Regions from separate parts of the Homo sapiens genome. Here region 2 is linked to region 1. Evidence: read pairs that join two places in POLR2A ChIA-PET (ENCODE). Cell type or tissue: PC-9. All regions are shown on one strand. Links, peaks and the distances in the headings refer to the core of each region. The heading gives the core; the rest is flanking DNA.

Region 1 (9,099 bases), core at 467-8,466:
AAACAAAGAACAAGGAGGAGAGGTGAGATTCGACAGGAGGACCAGGAAAGCTGAAGGCAAATGAGACCAGCTCCTGGGAGAATCCTGACCTGTGCCCAGACAGGAACATAGGAAATACCTTGACAGATCCAGAAGTTCAGGACTGTTTGCCACTACATGAGGAAGAAGAAAAGCCAGCAGAACTGTTTCTTTTTAGTAGCCAGATTCGTTTAGCAAAAGCTCTGTCTTCTTAAGGGAACAAAATCAAAATGAAATTAAGAAGAGAACACAGACTTCTTGGATAATTAGGAAGATGATACCACTGCTTGCAAAGGCATATGCTTTCCTTCAAAGGCAAATCAAAAAGTGCATTTTTCATTCATTAATGCCTGCAGGCACTCATTCACTTAGTGCTGGGCACTGAATGGAATACAAAATTGTGCAAGACTCAGCTCTTGCCTTCAATTTTATCCTAGTAAGCTTTTCAATATAATTGTTTTAAATTTTTTTTTGTAGAGATGGGGATCTTGCTATATTGCCCAGGCTGGTCTCGGACTCTTGGGCTCAAATGATTCTCCTGCCTTGGCCTTCTGAAGTGCTGGTATTACAGGCATGAGCCACCATGCCTGGCCCTAGCAAACATTTATTGAGCATCTCTCTGTGTCAGACACTGGGCTCCATCCCAGGATTTAAAACTAAATAGCTGGGCGTGGTGGCTCATGCCTGTAATCCCAGCACTTTGGGAGGCCAAAGTGGGTGGATCACCTGAGGTCAGAAGTTTGAGACCAGCCTGGTCAACATGATGAAACCTTCTCTGTACTAAAAATACAAAAATTAGCTGGGCATGGAGGTGCATGCCTGTAATCCCAGCTACTCAGGAGGCTGAGGCAGGAGAATCACTTGAACCTAGGAGGTGGAGGTTGCAGTGAACTGAGATTGCCTGGGCAATAGAGTGAGACTCTGAAAGAAAGAGAGAGAGAGAAAGAGAAAGAAAGAGAGAAAGAAAGAAAGAAAAAGGAAGGAGAAAAAAATAGAGCACAATTTCTTACCTTAAGGAGAAAATCTGGTGGATTTGCTAATAAAATGTCTTCACACTTCTAATATTCTAAACATTGACTTGAACAGATATTATTCTTGCCTGTGATTCTGTCAGTTTTCTGGCCCTTGTTGGAAGAATAAATCCTCTGAATTTATTCTAGAGGCCTGGCAGTTCAGCTCTGAGCTCACAGTAGTTGTGACTGAGAGAAAAAATGGTCTGTTTCCCTATCTCTCCCCTACAGGTCTAAAAATGTACCTGGCTGGATCAGGAACATCCACTTTTTTCTCCAAATGAGAGGTTACACAAAGTGAGTCATTTTTCTAGCTTTTTAAAAAGCTTGATTCAACCTTCCAATTTCCCACCTTTCTCTTCCACCTGCCTTGTTTAATAATTAGGCTGTTTAATAAATGCATTTGATGAGGAGGAGCGGGAGGAGGATGGTGATTGTTAGGCCTTACAAGTCCCTGGGGAATGTAACAGCGTCCTCAGCCAGAGTCACTATGTTCTGGGTTGTCCCCTGAGCATCTTGCTGAGTGAAAAGGCCAGAGGCCCTTCCTGCTTTAGGGTGCAGGTTTGACTGACCTTGGGTCATTCTTTCCCTAAGTGCCCTGCCAAGAAACCAGGTTTGGTTCTTATCTCTTAACTTCCTTTTTGTTCTGCTCCTAGTTTAGCTTACATTTTTCTTACTTGGAGCTTTTACTAACAGCAGATGACCACTACTTTTCAAGTACCTGCTGGGCTTGGAAGGTAGAGAGCAAACTAGACTGGGTGAGGTGAGAAAAATCATCCAGGCCAGCTTGTGACAATGCAGAAGGGTCAGGAGGCCTCACTGGTGAAGCACATTTCAGTAGGCAGGCACGCAAGGCATGGACTTCAGGAAAGGAAGTGGTGGGAACCTACCCACAGATGAGAGAGAAACAGAGACAGCAGGACAGGGAGAGGTCGAGCTGGAGACAGACAGACACACATGTACGGGGGCCAGTGGGGAGGAGAGGAGAGAGACTATGTTCACAGTGACAGGCTACATAGCCTGGGGGTAAAAGGAGTCACAGAGATATGGGTTCATATTTCAGCTCCACCATTTACTAGCTCTATGTGACTTGCATATTACTAAGCAAGTCACTTAGCCTTCTCTAGCTTCTGTTTCCTCATCTATAAAATAGAGCTAATAATACCTATCTTGCACAGTCATTGTGAGAACTAGTGATAAAATATGCCAAGTCACTTGCACACAATAGGCCCTCAATTAATGGCAGCTGTAGTTATTTTTGGAGTACTTTTTATGTTCTAAGTACTAGCTAAGTTTGGGGGATATGGGTAGAAAGTGTGGTGTGACAAATAGGAATATCCAATGAATGGTCCTAAGAGCTCCTTTTGGGTTTGCCTGGCAATGGGCTACCTTACTGTTTCCCCAAGAGGAGAGGCTGGCTGTGCCCAACTTCAACTTCCTATGGTACCAGGAGATCTGAAGACACTAGCTGGGCATTTCATAGCACTTCCTTAAGCCTTGGGCCCCTATGCTCATGCTGATCAGTGTCTGAACCCTGAAATACTTTCCCACCACAGCAAAGTCCCTCTCAAGTTGACCTATGAAAAGGAAGAGGTACCAGGGGTCCCTCCTCAGATGATTGATGGTGCATCCAGCTGCACCCCAAAAAGCCCAACTGTCTACAGGATCCAGGGAGAGAAGAGGACCTGGATACCTGCACCTTTCTTGAGTTTTACCTGCCAACACCAATTAGCTTTTGTCTTAAATATATCTTATGGCTAGGTGCAGTGGCTCACACTTGTAATCCCAGTGCTTTGAGAGGCCAAGGCAGGAGGATTACTTGAGGCCAGGAGTTCAAGACCAACCTGGGAAATATAGCAAGACCCCACCTCTACAAAAAAAAAAAATTAAAAACTAGCTGGGTGTGGTGGTGTGTGCCTCTAGTCCCAGCTACCCAGAAAGCTGAGGTGGAAGGATCACTTGAGCCCAGGAGCTCAAGGCTGCAGTGAGCCATGATCAAGCCACTGCACTCCAGCCTGGGTGACAGAGCAAGACCCTCTGTCTTTTCAGTTATCAAATAAACTAATATTTCTTTGTAAGACCATATTGAAGGGTTTCCCTGACTGAGACATGTTCTGGAGAACTTCAGTACCACCACTATTTACTGATGGCTCACAATCAGAACATCATGATAAGGTTTGTGTGCAACTGGATCAATTAAGACCATCGATCTGAGTGCACTTTACAAACTCTAGGGTGCTGTACTAATGTTAGCCAACAAAACGTCTTATGTCGGCCGGGTGTAGTGGCTCACACCTGTAATCCCAGCACTTTGGGGACCGAGGCGGGATGATCACGAGGTCAGGAGTTCGAGACCAGCCTGACCAACATGGCGAAACCCCGTCTCTACTAAAAATACAAAATTAGCCGGGCGCGGTGGTGCATGCCTGTAATCCCAGCTACTCCGGAGGCTGAGGCAGGAGACTCGCTTGATCCCGGAAGGCGGAGGTTGCAGTGAGCCGAGATCACGCCACTGTACTCCAGCCTGGGCAATAGAGCCAGACTGCGTCTCAAAAAAAAAAAAAAAATGTCTAATGTAGTATGAAGACTACATTTATATAGAAGTAGGTTGAATGGTTCTCGCAGTGTTTTTGCTCAATACCTAGGGAGATATTTTGTACTCTGGAGTAGGGGAACAGTAAACGCTGAGGCTGATATCGTAGGTTGCTGTGTCTGCTGTCAAGTGTCCACCATGGAAGGAGCCTTTATAAAGCCTCAGTGTCCTTTTGCCTCTGAGTGCCTCTGGCCTCTAGCAACCTGTCTCCCAAACCACTCAGGTGATTAATCTGAGGTTTCCTAACCACGTGGATTTCAACAAACCACCAGATCCTACCTGCGATGGGAGCAAAAATTCCTCCCAGTTTCTCCCTAGGCATCCGGGGTCTGAGTGCAGCTCTCCCTGCCACATAAGGAGGGTTGACTTGGTGGAGAATATGGGAACAAGTATAGCATCTTCTTTGTTCCTTAAAACACCCTCAACTTAACATTTTACTTCTGTCTGCTTCAGCTGACAGCTTGAGAAAAACCAAATTGGTGGTTGGCTGGTTGGGTTTTTTTTCAACCTAACAACAAGCCTGGCTTAGAGCTATTCATTCTTCAGCTCCTGATACTGTGTGTCTATAGATAAACCGGCATATATATTATCAACTTTTGTTTACTTCTCCCCTAATGGAAGTCCATTAATTTCCCAATATATATTACAGAATGACTTGCCTGTTGCCAGCATTGGGAGGATAAATTAATCTTTAGTCCCTAGATGTTTAAGTTGGAAAATAATGGGAAATAGAAGAAATAGAAGGACCGAGATGACTCATTTATTTCAGATGCTCACCCTAAACTACTTTGGAAATGCCAGCCGTGAATTAAAACCCGAATCTAGAAGAATGACCTAAATCACACTTTACCAGAGAGACTCTTTAGTTCCTTAGCAAAAATTGCACTTTATGTCTAGAATGGAAGAGGTTGATGATGGCTGGAGTCAAGTAGCATGAACTTAACTCCATCCGATCTGGGGATAAGGAATCAATATTGTCTCTCTAGAGAGGGCAGAAACCTCTTTAGAAGAAGATAAAGGGAAGCCACAGTCAAGTATAAGATACTGACATCCTAAGCCAGGCACGGTGGCTCACACCTGTAATCCCAGCACTTTGGGAGACCAAAGCAGGCGGATCACTTTTGGTCAGGAGTTCGAGACCAGCCTGGCCAACATGGTGAAACCCCATCTCTACTAAAAATACAAAAATTAGCCGGGCATGGTGGCAGGCACCTGTAGTCCCAGCTGTTCGGATGGCTGAGGCAGGAGAATCGCTTGAGAACTCTAGCCTGGGTGACACAGCAAGACACTGTCTCAAAAACAAAAACAAAAAAATTAAAAAATTAGCCTGGCATGGTGGTGTGCGCCTCTAGTCCCAGCTACTCAGGAGATCGAGGCAGGAGGATTGCTTGAGCCCAGGAGGTTGAGGCTGCAGTGAGCCCTGTTCACATCACTGCACTCCATCCTGGGCAACACAGCGATACTCTTGTCTCAAAAAAAAAAAAAAAAAAAAAAAGATACTGACATCCTATAATATGTTAGTGCTGAGAAAGAGAGGAGAGCTGGCTTGGGAAAAGAGCAAGATCTTTTTTGCTCACTGAATCACAGGCCAAACCTGTTCCCCTGTTTATTCTGTGGTGATCCTCCTAACTTAATTTTCCCTAGGTACAACAAATGAGGTGGCCCTACACAGTTACATTAACTGATTTTTCTATAAGGTTATCTGAAGGCTAAGGATCTCAGGATGTAATGGATAGTAAAGCCCAGGATTATGATTTAGGCAAAAATCAGAAAGGAGAGTCAGGTAAAGGAAAAGAAATTCTTGGCCCGGCACAGTGGCTCACGCCTGTAATCCCAGCACTTTGGGAGGCCAAGGCTGGCGGATCACCTGAGGTCAGGAGTTTGAGACCAGCCTGGCCAACAGGGTGAAACCCCTTCGCTACTAAAAAAATACAAAAATTACCCGGGCATGGTGGCACTTGCCTGTAATCCCAGCTACTCGGGAGGCTGAGGCAGGAGAATCGCTTGAACCCCGGAGGCAGAGGTTGCGGTGAGCCGAGATTGCGCCACTGCACTCCAGCCTGGGCAACAGAACGAGACTCCATCTCAAAAAAAAAAAAAAAAAAAAAGGAATAGAAATTCTCTTTATTGAAAGACAATAAGAATTCATATTTGACTAGCTACTGCAGGGAAGCAACTAATCTTACAACATAATAGATGTTGTTAATAATGTTCATTACCTCCTTGGATGCCACCAATAAATGACTTTCAATTTTATACATGTATTGTCCAAGTTGTGAATTTGGTCTTGGAATTAACAGGTGGTAAATTCCTGGAAAGCTTAATAAGGGAGATTGTTTACTTTGTGTATAAATAAAGAGAATATGGGATCAAGTATAGCATCTTCTTTGTTCCTTAAAACACCCTCAACTTAACATTTTACTTCTCTCTGCTTCAGCTGACAGCTTGAGAAAAACCAAATTGGTGGTTGGCTGGTTGGGTTTTTTTTCAACCTAACAACAAGCCTGGCTTAGAACTATTCATTCTTCAGCTCCCGATACTGTGTGTCTATAGATAAACAGGCATATATATTATCAACTTTGAAGGAATGAAGATTATTATGTGGGAACACGAACTGGCATAGTCATTATGGAGAACAGTATGGCGTTTCCTCAAAAAACTACAAATCAAACTTCCATATGATCCAGCAATCCCCCTACTGGGTATATACTAAAAGGGTATGAAATCAACATATTGAAGAGACATCTGCACCCCCATATTTACTGCAGTACTATTCACAATAGCCAAGATAGGGAGTCAACCCAGGTGTCCAACAACAGATGAATTGGTAAAGAAAATGTGGTATATATACACAATAAAATACTACTCAGCCATAAAAAGGACAAAATCCTGTCATTTGCAATAACATGGATGGAATGGAGGACATTGTGCTAAGTGAAATAAACCAGATAACTTGAACAGAAAGTTAAACACCACATGTTCTCACCCATATGTGGAAACTAAAAAAGGTCGATCTTATGGAAGTAAAAAGTAGAACAGAGGATACTAGAGGCTTGGGAAGGTAGCGGGAAGTGGGTATGGGAAGAGATTTGTAAAGGATACAAAATTACAGCTAGATAGGAGGAATAAGTTGGAATAAATTCTAGTGTTCTAAAGCACTGTAGGATGACTATAGTTAACAGTAGTATATTATATAGTTTCAAATAACTCCAAGAGGATATTGAATGTTCCCAACACAAATAAATGATAAATGTTTGATTAGCCAGGTTGTGGTGAATGCATATAGTCCTAGCTACTCTGGAGGCCGAGGCAGGCAGATTGCTTAAGTCCAGGAGTTTGAGGTTATAGTGAACTATGAACTATGATCAAGCCACTGCACTCCAGCCTGGGCAACAGAGCAATACCCTGTCTCTAAACCAAAAAAGATAAATGTTCAAGATGATGGATATGCTAATTACCCTGATCTGATGATCACTATATATTATGTGTATTGAAATATCACTATGTGTCCCATAAATATGTTTTGTTGTGTGTGTCGGCTAAAAATGATTTTTGGCCAGGTGTGGTGGTTCATGCCTGTAATCCCAGCCCTTTGGGAGGCCGAGGCCGGCAGATCACCTGAGGTTGGGAGTTCAAGACCAGCCTGACCAACATGGAGAAACCCCGTCTCTACTAAAAATACAAAATTAGCCGGGCGTGGTGGTGCATGCCTGAAATCCCAGCTACTCAGGAGGCTGAGGCAGGGTAATCGCTTGAACCTGGGAGGCGGAGGTTGCAGTGAGCCGAGATCGCGCCATTGCACTCCAGCCTGGCAGCAAGAGCGAAACTCCGTCTCAAAAAAACAAACAAAAAAAAGATTTTTAATAAAAAAATACTTATAAAAGGAAGAGAGAAGAGAAAAGGAGAGAGAGAGAGAGAGGAGAGAGGGGGAGAGAGAGGGGCAGTGTGTGTGTGTGTGTGTGTATGTGTGTGTGTGTGTGTGTGTGTGTGTGTTTGTGTGTGTGTGTGAAAGTCTAAACCTAACCTAACCTAACCTTGGGCTGGTTACTTAGGTGGGCTCCCTGAGAGCAGCATTATGTTGGTGAGGGTGGTCTTGGGGCGAGGACTGGTCCTCAGCCTTGCAGATGTAGGATCTCCATTTTATTAGTATACCTGGCAGTGGGCAGGCTCTGGTAGGGTTGACAGAAAAATACAGGGTGCCCAGTAAAATTTGAATCTTAGATAAACAATGAATAATTTTTAGTATAAGTGTATCCCATGTGATATTTGTTTTGTTTTAGAGACAGAGTCTCTCTTTGTCACCCAGGCTGGAGTGCAGTTCTGCGATTGCCGCTCACTGCAACCCTTAGAACTCCTGGGATTAGGAGATCCTCCTGCCTCAGCCTCCCAAACAGCTAAGACTGCATGTGTGTGCCACCGTGCCCAGCTGCTAATTTTTAAAATTTTTTGTAGAGACAGGGTCTCACTATGTTGTCCAGGCTGGTCCAGAACTCCTGGCCTCAAGTGATTCTTCCAATTCAGACTTCCAAAGTGCTAGTATTACAGGCATGAACCACTGCACTTGGCCCCAATATTTGTATTTTTATTTGCTACATCTGACAACCCTATCTAGGAGGCATCCATTAATTAACTCACCAGAGACTTATTTGTAAACCAGAACCCCAATGTGTGGGTTTACAGGGCAGGGCACACGTTTCAACATAGCAGAGCCTTTGTGCCTACTATTTGCACCTCTCTCCTTTAGGTGTTTGGAAAACCAAGTTTGTCATCGGTGAATTTCAAACTGTAGTGAAGCACGTTGAATAGCTTCATGGGCTATGCATCCAGACCACAGTAGAACATAGGAACTCTGGAGGTTTGACTGCAGGGACACCACTCAGAACCTGGAATAACAATCCAGTCTAACAGACACAGTGTCTTTCTTCCCTAGACAGTGTTGCAATAATGCTGGGCTTCCACTCCCCTTTTTCAATGTTTATTTATTTTTATTATTATTATTTTTTGAGACGGAGTCTCACTCTGTCACCCAGGCTGGAGTACAGTGGTTCCATCTCTGCTTACTGCAAACTCTGTCTCCTAGGTTAAAGCAATTCTCCTGCCTCAGCCTACCGAGTACCTGGGATTACAGGCACCAATCACCATGCCTGGCTAATTTTGTATTTTTAGTGGAGACGGGGTTTCACCATGTTGGCCAGGCTGGTCTCAAACCCCTGACCCCTGCCCGCCTTGGCCTCCCAAAGTGCTGGGATTATAGGCATGAGCCTGCGCCTGTCCTCAATATTTAATTTTCAATGTTTTTATGTCACTCAAAACTCCTTGTAAACACACTGCCATTTTAAAGATATCTGCTGATTCAATCTATTTCGTATTGATTGTTGTGCTACTTTTTAGGGAGCCATACTACGTCTTGCTCATCTTGCTGAGTTTTGGGAAGCTTGATAGTTCTAATGATTAGCAGGCATTAATTTTATGAGATAG
Region 2 (9,099 bases), core at 572-8,571, 63 kb before region 1:
TGTGACTTTCTGACCAAAACATTTCAGCCTGGAGATAATCTTCAAGTAAACAAGTATGGGGTCTTTTGTCTCCCATTGTTTTGATTGGTTTAATAACTAATCAATCATATATTCTGAGGCTGCCTTAAAATCCTCAACCATGCTGCAGGTCATTACATGTGTATAGCACTTTATAATTCAGAATACATTATTTCATCAGCTTTATGAGATTCTTTGACCATACCCATTTCACAGGTATGAAAACTGTGAGTCAGCAAGGTTAGATGACCTGCCGTTTTAGAAGGAAGAATCAGAGCCACAACTAAGATGATAGCCTGGATTCTAGTGCAGTGATCTTGTCCCTGGCCCTCCACTAGGTACAGGCTGGCTACATGGTCTTCAGTGGAGTGGGGCAGTGGAGATAGTGAGGGGAGCTGCCCACCATGGAAAAAGTGCTGATAAAACACTTGGGACTTGGCTGGGCGCGGTGGCTCACGCCTGTAATCCCAGCACTTTGGGAAGCCAAGGCAGGCCGATCATGAGGTCAGCAGATCAAGACCATCCTGGTCAACATAGTGAAAACCTGTCTCTACTAAAATACGAAAAAAAATAAGCCAGGCATGGTGGCATGCGCCTGTAGTCCCAAAGGCAGGGGAGTCACTTGAACCGGGAGGCGGAGATTGCAGTGAGCTGAGATTGCACCACTGCACTCTAGCCTGGCGACAGAGCGAGACTCCATCTCAAAAAAAGAAAAAAAAAAATACTTGGGACTTCGGAGACAGACTGGGATATGATCTAGTTGAAAAGTACCAAAGTTACCCCAAAAGCAGCTCTGTTTACTTCGTGATCCCCACCTCCAAGTTTCTCATCCTTGACCTTGTTCCTGGTCGCTCCTTTGACTCCATGATTTGGACTCTCAGCCCAAACCAGGTTTTACTCCAGTCCATCCAGATTCCATCCCCACGCCCATCTCAGATTGTCAGTTCCAGTTTCCTTCCAGACCCCAGGGCTTGCAGCTGCCCCTACTGGCCTCACTGTTGCCAGTGAGGGGCACGCCTGACTAGCTGCTGACCGAGCACTAGTGACCCTATTTAATTACTCTCTCGTGTTCAAGCATCTAAGAGCAGTTGTGAGAGAGCCAAGTGCAAGAGGCACCAAGCGATCTCCACCCAGAGGCAAGTCCCCCAACTGCAAAAGGGCCTGTGGAAGCTAAAGCGTCAAAGTTCAGGATGATTACGGTCAGAAAAGTCTAGGCCAAGGGCCTGTGGCCAGAGGTGTATCACCTCCTGACCTCTGATGACTCCTTATGCAAGTTCGCCCTTCCATCATCCAAGATCAGTGGCCCTCAAACTTGGATGGACAAAACAACACTGGAGAGCTATTAAAGTTACAAATGCCAGCTGGGCATGGTGGCTCACGCTTGTAATCCCAGCACTTTGGGAGGCTGAGGCAGGTGGATCACCTGAGGTAAGGTGTTCGAGACCAGCCTGGCCAACATGGTGAAACCCTGTTTCTACTAAACACAAAAAATTAGCTGGACGTGGTGGCACATGTCTGTAATCCCAGCTACTCGGGAGGCTGAAGGCAGGAGAATCGCTTGAACCCAGGAGGTGGAGGTTGTAGTGAGCTGAGATTGCACCATTGCACCCCAGCCTGGGCAACAAGAGTGAAACTCTGTCTCAAAAAATAAAAAAAAAAAAAAAATAAAGTTACAAATGCCTTTGCCCCCACCTAGACTTGCCGAAATAGATTGAAACCATCCCTACAAACTTTATAAAATTAATCAGGGAAGAAGGGAGGGGAGAAATGAAAACAAGCTAAGCTTGCAGCACACTCAGCATTAGTCATTAGGTCAGCTTGTGCCTGACCTGCTTCCACACAGTTGTTTGCCTATTGTCTTAGAATCACGTGGACCCTAGACTATAGGTCCCCTAAACAGCTAAAGAGATAACACCTTAAGCATTATGAAACATTATGTTTTCCATTTGAGATATTCTTTCAGGTCTTGCATACCAGTGTGACTACTGATATCAGCTAATCTGAAGGACCCCATGGGAGCTGACTCACTAAAGAATGCCATTTCCACCTCCTGATGATTTCATCTCCTGTATCCTGACCAATCTATGACCCTAATTTTCCAGCCCCTTGTCCTTCACAATCTCCTTAAAGATCCCACCTCAGGCTGGGCGCGGTGGTTCATACCTGTAATCCCAGCACTTTGGGAGGCCAAGATGGGCAGATCACCTGAGGTCAGGAATTCGAGACCAACCTGACCAACATAGAAAAACCCCATCTCTACTAAAAATACAAAATTAGCTGGGTGTGGTGGCGCATGCCTCTAATCCCAGCTACTCGGGAGGCTGAGGCAGGAGAATCACTTGAACCCAGGAGGTGGAGGTTGTAGGGAGCCGAGATAGTGCCATTGCACGATTGCCTGGGCAACAAGAGCAAAACTCCATCTCAAAAAAAAATTTAAAAAAATTTAAAAAAATGTCCCACCTCAAAACTGCTTGGAGAGATGTATTTGAGAGTCTCCTTCCCACCTCCTTGCTCTATGCCCTGTGAGCATCAAACTCTTTCTCTGCTGCAAACCCTGCTGTCTTAGTGTACTGGTCTGTTACTGTGCAGCAGGCACACAAACTTGTTGGTCCTATAACAAGGTTAGGACCAAATGTTCTTGCCCACACCTAGACTTGCTGAATCAGACACTTCAGGTTAGAACCAAAGACTGCATTTGTAACAAACAGCTTAGAGCATTCTGATGCAGATAGCCTATAGAGCAGACTGTAAGAAACATCAGTGTGTTTCCACTTAATATGTGAGTTTGGGCAAGGCTCTTACCCTCTGTAAAATAGGGAAAGAGTAGTTGTGAGGATTAAATGGAAAGATGGGAAGCAAAGTACTTAGCACAATGTCTTATATATGGTAAGCACTCAAAAAGGTTAACTGTTATTGCTATTATGATTATTTTATTTTATTTTACTTTTTTGAGATAGAGTCACTCTGTCACTCAGGCTGGAGTGCAGTGGTAGGATTTTGGGTCACTGCAACCTCCTCCTCCCAGGTTCAAGTGATTCTCCTGACTCAGACTCCTGAGTAGCTGGGATTACAGGAACCAGCCACCACACCCAGCTAATTGTTGTATTTTTAGTAGAGATGGGGTTTCACCATGTTGCCCAGGCTGGTCTTGAACTCCTGGCCTCAAGTGATCTGCCTGCCTTGGCCTCCCAAAGTGCTGGGATTACAGGCATGAGCCACTGCACCCAGACTATTGTGATTGTTTTGTCTCACTATTCAGCTAAACTCCCTGGTACTACTGCCTGCTTCAAATTTCTCCCTATTCCGAGAGGATTTTCTATTAGTCCTCCTCTTCTTCAATTCTATTCTTTCTGATCCCATCAAATGAATTTATTATCACTTACTCCCAAGCATAAACCAAAATGCAAGACTGCCAGCCCTCTCCTTTCCAGCCACAGATAGTCACAGACACACAGATGCATGCACGCGCCCACACACACACACACACACACAAAACATGTGCTCCAGCTCTGCACATTCCCTCCTGCAAATTCTGATTGTCAAGGTGCTGAGGGTGTGGACAGAAGTTGTCTTTGGGTGGGTGAGATTGTAGGTGGGGATTTTTTTATTTCCTTTCTTTGCTTGTCTGTATTTTCTGGTTTGTTTGTCATGGGTGTGTTTGCATTTGTACCAAGAAAAGTTATTTTTAATTTTTGTAAATTCTAGTTGTTGCCATGTCTAGAAACTCTCCCTGAAGGGTGCTACTGCATTCTGAGCACTCCTTTTAACTTCATGCCCCCTCATCCTCTCTTCTCTGTGCTCTTTGCTATTATACATTTACATTCACTAGTGAGTTGCTCTGTAGATGGTCTTAAAGGGGTTGAGCAACCTTGAGCAGACAGGCGGCACCTTGAGGGTAGAGGCTGTGTCCTCTCTTCTGTGCAAACAGCTTGCACATTTCTTAGCTAACTTCAGCTCTCTACCCTCCTGTCCTTACCACTGAGCCCAGGTGACTGTGAGAAATTGAAGGTGCTTGGTTAGAACAGGGCTTAGTTCTACTCAGCTGAATTTTCTATTATTTTCATTTTAAAATTTCTGACACTTGGGGTAGCAGTCTTGAGTGCACTAGACACATAGGCACAGTCTCTGGAGAACTCCGAACAATACACAGGGCAGGTTTATGCGGGGATTGACAGTGTCATGGGGCTTGGGGGTAGTGTCTTAGCCTGGTTGTGAATTTAACCCAGATCTTGCAAAATCTCCAGACATCCTTTTTTCTCACTTTTTTTTTTTTTTTTCAAGGCCCTCATGGCTCTGGGAGCTTTGGTCAAGGCTAAGACTCATTCCCTCTCCAGTGTATATTTAAGAACCAAACATGATTAAAAACAGATGTGATTAAGAATGTGAGCTTGAGATTAAACAGACCTAGGTTTAAATCCTAGCTCTGATCCTCAAGTAACTGTACCAAGTCATTTAACCTCTTCTAGCCTCAGTTTCCTCATCTGGAAAATGGAGACAGAAATTGTGTCCACCTAATAGGATAATAGGATTATTGTAAGAATTAAGGAAAACAATGCATGTAAAGCATTTGGTGCTCAGCAACTGGTAATGATCACTACCACCAGGATGTTTGGGAGCCGCAAAGATAGAAACCAAAGAGAAACAACACCTCTGACTTGGAAAAAACTTTCCTTCTCAAGGGGAGAAACAAAGAACCTCTGTGTGACATAGACAAAGTGAGTCCAAGGTAACATACTCACGGACAGGAGAGAGGGGCACACAGTATATCCAAGAGCTGGGAGCTTCCTACCAAGGGGAAATCTGAGAAATCTTCAGAAAAGAGGTAAGTCTTGGATGGACGTGGAGGGATAAGTGAGAGGAGAGATGACAGGTGGGCTAGAGGCCAGGAGCTGGCTGCTGGGGCTGTGGATATAGCTGTATAGGCTAGCAGTTAAGAGCTCAAGTGCTGGAGTCATAGGACATGTATTTGAGTCATTGACTGTGGTGTTGAGAAAGTAGACTGGGTGGCTTAGAAACAACACTGATTTATTTCTCATGGTTCTGGTGGCTGGGAAGTTCAAGATCAAGGTGCCAGCAGATTTGGTGTCTGATGAGGGCCTGCTTCCTGGTTCACAGACAGCTGCCTTCTCACTGTGTCCTCACATTGTGGAAGGAGTGAGGGAATCTCTCTGGGGTCCCTTTTTTGTTTGTTTGTTTGTTTGTTTAAGACAGGGTCTTGCTCTGGCATCCAGCCTAGAGTGCAGTGGCATGATCATAGCTCACTGCAGCTTCAACCTCCTGGGCTCAAGCAATCCTCCCACCTCAGCCTCACAAATAGCTGGGACCACAAGTAGATGCCACCACAGCTGACTTTTTAAAATTTTGTGTAGAGATAGGGACTCCTTATGTTGCCTGGGCTGTTCTCAAACTCCTGGGCTCAAGTGATCCTTTTGCCTCTGTCTCTCAAAGTAATGGGATTACAGGGATGAGCTACAGCGACCAGCCTGGAGCCTCTTTATGACAGCACTAATCTCATTCCCAAGGGCTCTGCCCTCATGACCTACTTACCTCCCAACGGCCCCCCTTCTAAATACCATCGTTTTGGGATTAGATTTCAACATGTGAATTTTGGGAGGACACAAACCTTCAGATTATAGCAGTTACCCTCCACAAGCCTCACTTTTCTTAATTTTGTAATATACAGAATGGTAGTTCCTTCCTATTAGGATTTTTATGAGGAGTTAGTAAAATAATGCTTGTAAAGTGCATTTTAAAAATTTAGTAATTACATTTCAGAGACACAGCCAACGTTACTGCTATTTTTGTATTGTATTTATTATTATAATTCCATACTTGGCCTTGTTTTCCAGAAGAATACTTACACAACCATTCAGGGTCTTTTTCCCCATGTTTTTGGATACCTGCATTCATTCATCTATTACATAATAATAATAGAATATATATATATATATAAATATATATAATTATTTTTTTTTTTCTGAGACGAGTCTCGCTCTGTTGCCCAGGCTGGAGTGCAGTAGCATGATCTCGGCTCACTGCAAGCTCCGCCTCCCGGGTTCACGCCATTCTCCTGCCTCAGCCAAATAGCTGGGACTACAGGTGCCCGCCACCACACCTGGCTAATTTTTTGTACTTTTAGTAGAGACGGGGTTCCACTGTGTTAGCCAGGATGGTCTTGATCTCCTGACCTCGTGATCTGCCCACCTTGGCCTCCCAAAGTGCTGGGATTACAGGTGTGAGCCACTGTGCCTGGCCAATAGAACATATATATATTATGTAATAATAACAGCTGACATTTAAATAGTATATTCTATGTGCCAGGCATTGTTCTAAGTACAGGGTATACTGGGTATGTACAAAACTCATTTAATCTTCCCAATATTGCTGTGAAGTAGGTACTGTTATTATTCATATTTTATAGAGGATAAAATTGAGGTCCAGAGAAGTTAAGCAGCTTGCCCAAGATTACACAGCTAGTAAGTCACAGAACTAGAATTTTTGGTCCCAGAGAGTCTGGCTCAGAATCCATGCTCTTAACTACTTGGCTATTGAACATGCACACTATTCTCAAAAACTCCGGGAAGAATGGAAGTACAAAAATATGAATTAAACACTGATCCTACCAGAAGGGAGATAGTAGCCAGGGCGAGTGATAAGACACAGTAAGATCATACCCACCCATAGCGGGTGATCATGTGGCCTGGAGGCCCACGTGGGCCTCTTGACCTGGCTGAGTTATCCACTGGAATCAGCTTGGGTCATTGGACGAAGTCCTTGTTGGAGCCTGTGTAAAGTTAGTCAACACACTAACAGTGCATTGCTGGCACCTTTTTGCCACAGGTATCAGCACAGTTGGTGCTCCCTGGCCCACTGGAAGGCTGGATGATAGAATGTGGCTGGATGAGTATAAACCCTCGCTAGTATTAACTGAAAAAATAACTTGAAGTACAGAGCCTACTGAGTGAGGGTTGAGTCATTGCCTCACTGAGACATTGTATCATTCACTGACTGGACACCTGTTTTTTGCCAAGTTATCTTCTCTGTGATGGATGTGACATTGAAAACATGTTTTGTTTTGTTTTTTTCCTCCTGAGCACACTCTCAAAATCCCTAGGATTATTCCCACTTGCCCCTTCCCAGCTTCAAATGGTTTATGCCTTAGTATAAACATTTAGAAGGTTGGAGCTAAAAAGGTCCTTGATAGTGAGTGGTATCCTGGATACCAGTTTGCAAGAACCAATTGTTAAATTTTCAGGAATTTTGTAAGCTGATTGTTAAACACAGCCGTTCTCAAAAAATTGAATTATATAAACTTACAATCAAATAAACCGTATTAAAACAAAGGTAATAAATATTCAAAACTGATTATTTCAGTAGAGCGCAGTGGCTTATGCCTGTAATCCCAGCACTTTGGGAGGCTGAGGCAGGTGGATCATTTGAGGTCAGAGGTTCGAGACTAGCCTGGGCAACATGGCAAAATCCTGCCTCTACTAAAAATACAGACATAGCTGGGTGTGGTGGTGGGTGCCTGTAATCCCAGCTACTCAGGAGGCTGAGGCAGGAGAATAAAGATACAATTCTACAGGAGAATCACTTGAACCTGGGAGGTGGAGTTTGCAGTTGAGTCGAGCTAGTGCCACTGCACTCCAGCCTGGGCAACAGAGCAAGACTCCATCTCAAAAAACAAAAAGAAAAAAAATCCCTTGTTACTTCATAATTACTTTACTATATGATATGCGATTGCATGGCCAATGCTGCATTCAGTGATGTGTTGTTGGTAAGTTCGAATTTAGCCATGGTGGTAGTATTTACACCACTGAAATCAGCAGACACTATAAATCAGTACCCCTTCCCCCAAAGCCCATTGTTGCCCAGAACATCATTTACCTTAGAAATAATCAAATCTGGTTATTTTCACCCTGGGTTTCAGTCAAGGGCATCCACCGAGAGTCCTTGGTTACTGCTAGAGGAGGAGGAAGGACAGGCAAGGTGAGAGCAGGTGAGGCTCTGCCCATTGTCCCTGCCCCTGAGCTAGGCCAGCCTGATGTGTGATTGTCATTTATTTATTTATTTATTTATTTATTTATTTATTTATTTGAGACAGAGTCTCACTCTGTTGCTCAGACTGAAGTGCAATGGCGTGATCTTGACTCACTGCAACCTCTGCCTCCCCACCCCCAGGTTCAAGCAATTCTCCTGCCTTAGCCTCCCAAGTAGCTGGGATTATAGGCACCTGCCACCACGCCCAGCTAATTTTTGTATTTTTAGTAGAGACAGGGTTTTACCATATTGACCAGGCTGGTCTTGAACTCCTGACCTTGTGATTCACCTGCCTTGGCCTCCCAAAGTGCTAGGATTACAGGTGTGAGCAACCACACCCGGCCTGTTTGTTTGATCTAGTCTAATCTTACTTTATTCTTTTTTTTTTTTGAGACAGAGTCTCGCTCTGTTGCCCAGGCTGGAGTGCAGTGGCACGATCTTGGCTCACTGCAACCTCTGCCTCCCAGGTTCAAGCGATCATCCTGCCTCAGCCCCCCTAGTAGCTGGGATTACAGGGGCGTGCCACCACGCCCAGCTAATTTTTTGTATTTTTAGTAGAGACAGGGTTTCACCATGTTGGCCAGGCTATCCTTGAACTCCTGACCTCAGGTGATCCACCCGCCTCGGCCTCCCAAAGTGCTGGGATTACAGGCGTGAGCCACCGTGCCCGGCCTATTTTATTCTTATTTATTGTTCAGGAAATTGAATTTTTACAGTTCAGATCCAGAGGTAAGTGACTCTAGGCCTCCCAGAGCCTAATCTACTTCCATATATGAGGGAGCTGACATCATGGCACCCCAGGTGGGAGACAGACTCCTGTAGACCCTGACCTGGGGCTTTTCTGGGCCCCCAGCCACGGGAGACTCTTTCTCTGCTCCTACCTGATATGTAGTCCTCATCGGAGCTGCGTCCACTGTGCCTTTTTGCCCTGTAGACATGGTGGATTCCCAACCAAGTCTTGCAGGTAGTTTTCCTCCCCTAATAAAAACCTCTCCTAACACCTCAGAGTGACTGCCTGATTTGCTGAACCCATCTTCCCTG

Evidence for each region. ChIA-PET counts read pairs that join two places held together with the same protein. Peaks named below come from ENCODE experiments on the same cell type or tissue, not always from the same donor. Only the 100,000 strongest peaks of a DNase experiment are listed, where the experiment ranks them.
Region 2: POLR2A ChIA-PET joins it to region 1 with 16 read pairs; 5 of 35 experiments call an interaction of 5 or more read pairs at or near these places.

Annotation. Positions count from the first base shown.
Region 1 is chr14:65,319,570-65,328,668 of GRCh38, forward strand. No RefSeq gene overlaps it. Among named protein-coding and RNA genes, the nearest start is that of MIR4708, 11 kb to the right of the region's middle. RefSeq lists enhancers at 1,698-1,807, 2,028-2,117. In PC-9, for the core only: a CTCF peak has its summit at 1,346; DNase peaks (open chromatin) are centred at 1,302 and 2,092; H3K4me3 peaks cover 1,050 bases; H3K27ac peaks cover 4,398 bases.
Region 2 is chr14:65,256,637-65,265,735 of GRCh38, forward strand. No RefSeq gene overlaps it. Among named protein-coding and RNA genes, the nearest start is that of LINC02324, 39 kb to the left of the region's middle. In PC-9, for the core only: no CTCF peak of the experiment used is centred there; a DNase peak (open chromatin) is centred at 1,945; H3K27ac peaks cover 2,717 bases.